Regions from separate parts of the Homo sapiens genome. Here region 2 is linked to region 1. The links are chromatin contacts, found by Hi-C or POLR2A ChIA-PET in ENCODE. All regions are on one chromosome and are shown on one strand. Each heading gives the region's core, a stretch centred on a gene start or an enhancer-like site at or near the end of the contact. The rest is flanking DNA. Distances are from core to core; before and after follow the strand shown.

Region 1 (3,786 bases), core at 959-3,458:
ACTCTGTCCACTTGAAAAAAATGAACTAACAGCCCTATAGACCAGTTTCACTTGGCCAGTATATTTTACCACCAATATAGGTCACTGTAAGCACTGCCAGCTAGTTTGAAAATAGGACTGGTGTGATTATCTGAAACTGATGTTGAATGGGTAAAGCCAAAAAAAAAAAAGATCTCTGGGCTTCAGCCCAGGAGTTGAAGATCAGCCTGGGCAACATAATGTGACCCCCATCTCTATCCAAAAGAAAAAAATAATTGCCGGGCATGTGGTTCCAGCTACTTGGGAGGCTGAGGTGGGAGGATCGCTTGAGTTTGGGAGGTGGAGGCTGCAGTGAGCTGTTACAGTGCCACTGACCTTCAGCCTTGGCAACAGAGGGAGACCCTGTCGCAGGAAAAAAGAAAAGAAAGAAAACAAAGGAAAGGAAAGGAAAACAAAGGAAAGGAAAGGAAAGGGAAAGGGAAGAAAAGGAAAAGAAAAAGAAAAGAAAAGAGAAAAATCCCTGTTTGGGATTTAGGCTACACTTAGGTAATAAGGATTAATTTAAAAAGCTAATATTCTGATCTTTATCAAACGGAAATTGTTCTTCTTTTCTACGTCTATATCGTGCCAGAAATATATTAATGTGTATTTTTTAAAGGTGATCTAAAGGAATGGTTAAATTCTGTTTCATGAATCATCAAAACTATTTGTTTTTACTTTAGAATTGATGCATTGCAGTTGTTTAGGAAATCATGCACACCCTGGATATGATATTTGTTAACGAGAAATACCTTGTATTCTGAACACACTGGAAATTGTTTCCTATGGCTGAGCATACCAATACTATACAATTTTATGGTGATGTTATTAGCATTGCTATTATGGCTCTGACTCGTAGAATCTTTCTTATCTGCAGTTTTGATTTGGATGTGCCAAGTCTGTTCAAAGGCTAATTAGAACTTCGTGTGCCTAGATGGATGAGTTAAAGAAAATTTCTAGCCTGTTTATTAGTACCACAGTTTATAAGCAACATTACAGGCCTTCCGTTTCATCATAGCTTTTCAATCTGCTGTACAAACATAAGACTCCGTTACTGTTAGCCTTTACCCTTTTGCTCAATGCGATGTCTGCTGCTTCTGTATACAGGCTCAAGTAATTCCCATTATGCCATGCCCTGTGTGCACCTTCTGGAAGTTAGCCCACGGACATCTAAGATCTGGGATATTTCCAAATCTGGTTGTGGAAGGGCTTGGAAATCTATAACCGCAACTAGGTGGAGGACACCTGTTTCAGCAGGAGGTTATAAAATATGAAGCGAAACTAGGAAGAGGGAGTTGTGATCACGGTTCCAAGGGCTCCACACAGATCCTGGAGTTAAGGGGCACTCAGGTCTCCATTTCGTGACCCCTGGCCCTACCTCTCCTAGATCCAGGTATTTAGTAACCCAGGCTTGAGATCTCAAACCCCATCCCCCAATGCCAAACTCCCTTGTCCCAGCTGGGAGGCCCCCAGGGCATTTCTGAACATGGCCATCTCCAATTCACAGAAATCTGTGTGTTGTTGCAAATAAAGGATGACAAGAGACCACAGCCTACGAATGCGAGCAGCGTCAAGTCAGCAACAATCTTCCAGTTATCGAGAAGTCGGAAACGTCTGATTCTTTCTTCTCCACATTTACTAAGACGTATCTTCTCACCTTCCTGCCCTCCACGTTAAGAGGGGCTAACTATTCCGAAAGACTTCCGTGCCCTCTTCCTTTTCAATTTTTCCACTTCCAAACTCCTACCGAAAGACGAAGAAAAGAGACCACAGAAGAAGATACAAAGAAGTTTCTTAAAACACCTTCTTTTCTAGGTTCTCAAGGCGTCCCCTTTAAGGAACCAGGCCCACCTCTTTCCCATTCACCTACTGGCTTTCCTTCCTGTCCGTCACTCTACCTTTAAGAATATTTCCTGTTTCTTCAACCCAACTTGCACACCTCCGCCCCCCGGCCCTCCTCATTGGGCCGCCCGATCCCCGTTCACTCCTTGGTTTCCTCTCCGCCTCCTCCCGCCCTCTAGCGTAGTGCAACGGCATTCTGTCTTCTTATTGGCTACCACGGCAGCGTTCCCGCAGCCTGATTGGCGGGTTGAGTGAAAGAGGCGGGAACGCGGCGCGCCCAGGGTAGGCTGTTCGCTTGCTGAGCTGCGGCCGCGGGAGGGGCGGGGAGGGGCGGGGGGAGGGGGGCTGGGAAAGTTGAGGCCGCGCTGCCGCCGGGTCTCCGGCCTTGAGGGCTCGGGCTCGCAGCGGCTGCGGTGGCCGCAAAAAGAGGCGGCGGGGGCGGGGGGAGAGGAGGGCCTGGGCCCGCGCTCCCCCAGCCCCGGAGGAGCAGGCGGTGGCCGCGGACGGAGAGATTCGCCCAGACGGTCAGACACTCCTGCCTTCCCCTCCTGGGATCATGACCCAGGCGGGGGTCGCCGCCGTCGCCGCCGCCACCGCGGCCGAGACCGCGCAGCCGGCGGGTAAGTGACTGCGGGAGGGGGCCGCTGACAGCCGGGGCGGGGGGCGGGGGCCAGGGCTGCGGGGGCGGCTCCGGAGGGCGGCCCCGGGCTCAGCTCCACCCACCCCCTTCCTGCTCCGGGAGGCCAGGGCTGCGCTAAGTGCGCCTCCTTCCTGGGGACCCTTGCGTGCGGCACCTGGTGGGGCGTCAGCGCCCGCGGCGAGCGCACCCCTCATCTCCCGCCCGCCCTGCGTCCCCGGCTGCCAGGCCCGTGGGGGGCTCGCACTGCGCCCCAGCTCCTAGATGCGCGCGGGGCGAGAGGGGCCCCACGCTGCCCTGGGTGCATAAAGAGCTGGGCAGCCAGGTTCACACCAGATGGCCTTTGCCCGCCTCCTTCACCTTTTCCTGTCTTCTTCATTCCCCTTCTTTCCTTGCCCTCTGAATTTCTTTCGTACCCGTTCGTCAGACTCATGTGGCTTGCTTTTTCCCTCTCACCCCTCTGTCGAAGTGTTAGGCTTGTGTTTTCTTTTTAGAAGCCGTTCTTTTGCTTTCTGAGTAGAAGCAGTGCAAGTGAATGACCAACTCTTGAAATCTACTTTCATGTATCCGGATGAAATATAAGATTCCTGGACTCTTGTTCATGTTTACAATTTTGATAGTTGAATTCACCCCACTCGTTCTTGAAGCTTGTCCTCCCAACCCTCCTCGTTACATTGGGATATGGTCCTTTGCGTTTATTAACTTTATCTGGAAATATGAGACTGCATAAACCAAAGTGCAGAATTTCAACTTCCGTTCTTGTAACATTTTTACCATCAAGTAGATACAGTAACCTAACACCACACAGATCAAGACAGTCGTGGCCAACTGTGTAGGCAAAGAAGACATTTCCTTACCTATAAACAACGTACAGATTTCTTGAATAAATCTTACGGTGAGTTACATGGATCCTGAAACATATTCCCAGGTTTGCTCTTTTGTAAAGAAAACCAAACAGACAAACCTGCCTTTTGAAGGATCAACAGGCTGTCCTACTCTCCATTCACCTTGATGACTTTTTTCTCTCCCATAGAACTCTTGTTTAACATAGTACAGAGTTGCTGTTTGGGATACATGTGTTGTTTCTCTTTAAGTACTCAAAGTATTTGTTACAAAAGAAGTAAAATACATTGTAATTGCACTTCTGAAAGCAGAAGTAGTGTAATGTATCCATGCAAGAATGAATGCTTAATCCTAAAGCAGTTTTGCTTTAGCCTAAGCCAAGCTTTTCCAACCCCCGTCCAAGGACGGCTTTTAATGCGGCCCAAGACAAGAAGACAAGTTCGTAA
Region 2 (3,915 bases), core at 824-3,323, 600 kb before region 1:
AGAATCACCTGGAAATGCTTTTAGACCTTACCCTTGTTTAGCTCTGCTATTAGGGATTCTGATTGAATTGGTCTGGGTGAGGCCTCGGCATCAGTATGATTTAAAATCTCCTCAGGTGATTCAAATGTGATCCCGAATTGAGAAGCCCTGCTGTGCAGTGTTTCAGGATTGCATTTTCTATGCTAGAGGGAGAGGTTTATCCACCAACTTGCTCCAGCAGGAATACCTGAGCTTTCTAGGACCTCCAGGAAGATTCTCCCAGTGTACGTCCCATCAGGGTAGGTGTGATAGATGCAGAAGTACTCCCCTGTATCGTTCACGGTCAGCGACTGGAGGGTGAGGCCCAGGCCGGGACCTGGGGCCACTCGATCCTTGAAGGATGGGGAGATGTGCCACCCCAAGTCAGCATTACAAATGGCCAGAAGCTGGTCCTGCTGCTCCCAGTTGACCTGGGTCACTTGTGCCGTGGTGGAGGAGAGGTGACATTGTAAGATGATAGAGCCACCTTTCTCTGCAGAAATGTTCCCCGTTGTTTCTATTGTGCCTGTCATCATTCCTAGGGAAGAGGACGAAGCACATGTGAGTCCTGGGTCAGCAGCTGGCCTTCAACCTTCCTAGAAAAATTCTAAGGGCCTTTGAGGCCCCAACTGGATTTTGGAATGATAGTTTCTCCAGTCCATCCTGTTGCTCCTCCATAGAGGCTGTAATTATTTCCTGTTTCTTCCATTTCAAGAGACGCTCCTCTCCATGCCTGTTATTCAAGGCTCCCAGTCCCCCATTCAGGTTGTCTTTCCAGTCTTCTCACCCTTCTCCACACATCTCTACTCCAGCCCAGCCCAGCCCATCTCCTCCCCACCCACTGCCCTATGCTTCCAGAGCTGACTTCTGCCCCTCTTTACACCTCGCCCACAGGGAGGCTTGTCAAGGCTGCACTCCCTCCCCGCCTCCTAGAAGACCTCAGCCCATCTCAACCTCCCTTTTCCTTTCACATTCACTGCCTGTATTGTATAATTAGCACCTTACTAAATGCCTGGCTTATGACTACACAACTTAGCACGTTGCCCCCTCGCATATTCTGCTATGTAGCTTCATGGCCAGCTTGTTATTTTCGTAGGCCTATTTTGTCTACCCACTTAGAATATAAGCCCTTGTCAGCTGATACCACCTCTTCTGTTTTTATTTTGTTTTGTTTTTATGTTTCTTCCTGCGGCCTAGTTCTATGCTGGATGCATTATCCTTTGAAATAAAACCTTGCTGTTTGGTTGATTGTCATTTGCAGTGCCTGAAAAAACCTTCAGGAAAGCCAAGAAATCCAATAGCAAAGGAAGCTTAGCAGGAAACCCTGCTTCTCCCAGGCATAACCACCCTCTCAGCACTTAACCTCTCCCCAGCAACCCTGGGCACATCTCCATCCTCAGATAGTTCAGAAGGCAACATAAAAACTAATTTATACCACAGTTTTTAAATATTTGTGTTCCCCTCCCTCAGAAATATTTGACTCTGATTTTTAATATAGAAGAAATAAATTTAACAAAAAATCAGTCTCTAGTGGTAGAACCTCTGGAATCTGTGAAAAAGACATTTTCAATTCACAGAGAACTTATAATGTTTTCCTGGAAAGTTCCTGAAAGGCAACAGAAAAGAAGCTGGAGCAGGAATGAGCTTCTAAAAGCAAACTGGCAATGCCTCCTGCCCAGCCCTTCTTCTTCTCCTGCTCCTTCTTGTGCTGGCCAGTCAGGCTCCTCCAACCCCGGAAGTCTGCAAAGTCCTTCATCTGCCACCAAAAACAGAACCCCACCTCATTCTCAGAGATTGTCCTTTCTTAAATAAGAGTACACAGGACTCTAAAAGTTGCAATTTCTTTCTCTCAAGCAGCTGTGGCATGCTCTTGGAGTCTTCCCTACACAAGCACCCAAGTCTCCAACCAAGCTTAGCCTTGTTTTTCCTCCCTGCTGCTCTGCTGGGTTTCAGGCCTTACCTGAGGCGAGGGGAGCCTGCCTCAGCCCCTGGGCCCAGATCAGGAGGAGACACCAGCGCATGCTTCTGCCCAGAGGGCCTACAGGAAGCAGATGTGGCCTCTTCTGCCACTGAAAGTAGCCGACTGCAGATAGGACGGTAAAACTGAGCCTCTGAGAAAAGACGGTCTCGGAAAAACCAAGTTTGGCAAAAACCATATTAAAAACACATAAAGTTGTCAACAAATACACAAACTGCATAGGGTGAGCCACAAGAAAGGCCATGAAGGAAACATTTAAAAATAAATGAAAATTGTGGTTAGAGGTACACTCGTCTTTGGATTATAGTCAATCTATTGTTTTTAAGTTCTGTCTTAATGTTTTTTCTAAAAATCAGCCTTTATTCAAAGAGCTCAAGGGCATCTGTGTAGTGCCCAAGATTCTGAAGAATCTGCTACTGATGAGGAACTGTTGGCTGAGCTCCTCTGGCATCCTCCTGATGAAGAATGTGCAATGATAAGAGAAGCTTATCATTGTAGGGACTTACAGGCCAGGGACTGCACTTGAAATCTAATGAACAGGTGAACAAGAAGTGTTTACTTGGGGGATGATACATGGATGGGACAAAGGTCTTGGACAAACACAGCAACTTTCCCTTGAAGGAGATCTTCTACTCGAATCTTATTTCTTTTGTCTTGTTTATCTGGACTGAGACTTTATTGAATTCTGGCTTGATTTCTCTGGTGCAGTAGGATCAGAGGAGATTAGAGGAGAGAGCTTTCCTGTGCACAATGACCTCATGAGAGCTGGAAATGCAAAGAAGGGTGAGCCCCTGGGAGCTGACCCAGGAGAGGGATTGGTTGACATTTGCCTGGAGCTCCCAGCCCATCACCAGGTCCTACTATGGACCCATCCTTCTTTCCTCCCTCCCTCCCTTCATTCATTTGAAAGTCCCTGGGTGCCTACAAAGCACCAACCTCAACACCAGGCTCTGAGGATATGAGAGTAAATAATCACAGCCCCTACCCTCAAATAGTTTACAAAGCTTGTTCCTTGGTGAACTCAGTCAGGAGAGGGGGTAGAAGATCCACATTCACCTGCCTCGCAGGCTCTCAACACAGTTGCCTTGGGGATGCTCCATGTTGTACATCCTGAAAATCTGCATCTGCACCCAGAAGCATCTGAAGCCTGGTGCCCCACCCCCTCCATTCCAGCCATGCACCTCTAGCATTTCACACCATCCAGGCTCCTACCCTCCTTCTCCCTTGCAAGGTCTTCTATCTCAGGCCAGTTTTCTCCCCTCTCTGGGTTCTGCCTATCCCCAACTCTATGACTTGTATACCCCTTATACCCCACCTCCAGACCCTTAGACAATATACGCCTTACCAGCTTCTCTCTGCCTACCCAAAGCAACCTGTCCTTCAAGGCTCACATCAAGAGATGCCTTGCCTTTCAATAGCTACAAAGCCTTCAGCTGAAGGAGAAATAATACCTAATGTGTGTCCAAGGGAAGGTGCCAAGGTTGAACTGGAGGGATGTTTCCCAAACTCACTAAGGCCGGGGAGCCAGGAGTGGCAGGGCCAAGAGCAGCTAGTGGGACTAGAGCACAGAAAGTGGTGGACACTAGGATTTGGGCTATAAAAATTTACAGCCTGTGTTTCCATAGTTGAGCTGGGTGGGAGCCAAAGAGGTGAGACCTCTCTTATATAATGAGATATCCAGAGAAACTTAGAGGTGGTTTTAAACAATTGTTAAATAATTTTTCTGTTTTTTGCTAAGTAACCAGTCCAAAGAGGAATATGGTCAAGTCCATTTTGATCAATGGTGCTCTAGAGGGGGATGATTAACAGACTGGGTCCAAAGTCATCCTGTTTGGTGACCTTGGAAAACTTTCTCAACCTCCTGAAGGCTCAGTTTCCCCATGTGCATATAGGAATAAGAGTACCTCTTTCATAGGGTT

What was found. Hi-C counts contacts between places; a loop is a spot of excess contacts on that map. ChIA-PET counts read pairs that join two places held with the same protein, here RNA polymerase II (POLR2A). Pooled maps may share reads with other maps.
Region 2: a map of natural killer cell shows a loop between it and region 1 (12-fold over the local background). The contact joins the promoter of TIGIT here to the promoter of USF3 in region 1. A Hi-C loop is called at or near these places in 1 of 168 maps with a recorded cell type or tissue (natural killer cell) and 6 of 50 pooled maps. POLR2A ChIA-PET finds 5 or more read pairs at or near these places in 2 of 52 experiments (OCI-LY7 and activated T-cell).

What each region holds. Positions count from the first base shown.
Region 1 is chr3:113,695,064-113,698,849 of GRCh38, reverse strand. USF3 (upstream transcription factor family member 3) reads left to right here and starts at 2,208. Exons shown (of 7, transcript NM_001009899.4): 1 at 2,208-2,480. RefSeq lists silencers at 1,998-2,467, 2,488-2,877.
Region 2 is chr3:114,292,186-114,296,100 of GRCh38, reverse strand. It overlaps TIGIT (T cell immunoreceptor with Ig and ITIM domains), which reads right to left and starts at 2,073. Exons shown (of 4, transcript NM_173799.4): 1 at 1,979-2,073; 2 at 227-556. The coding sequence starts at 2,039. RefSeq lists an enhancer at 3,875-3,915.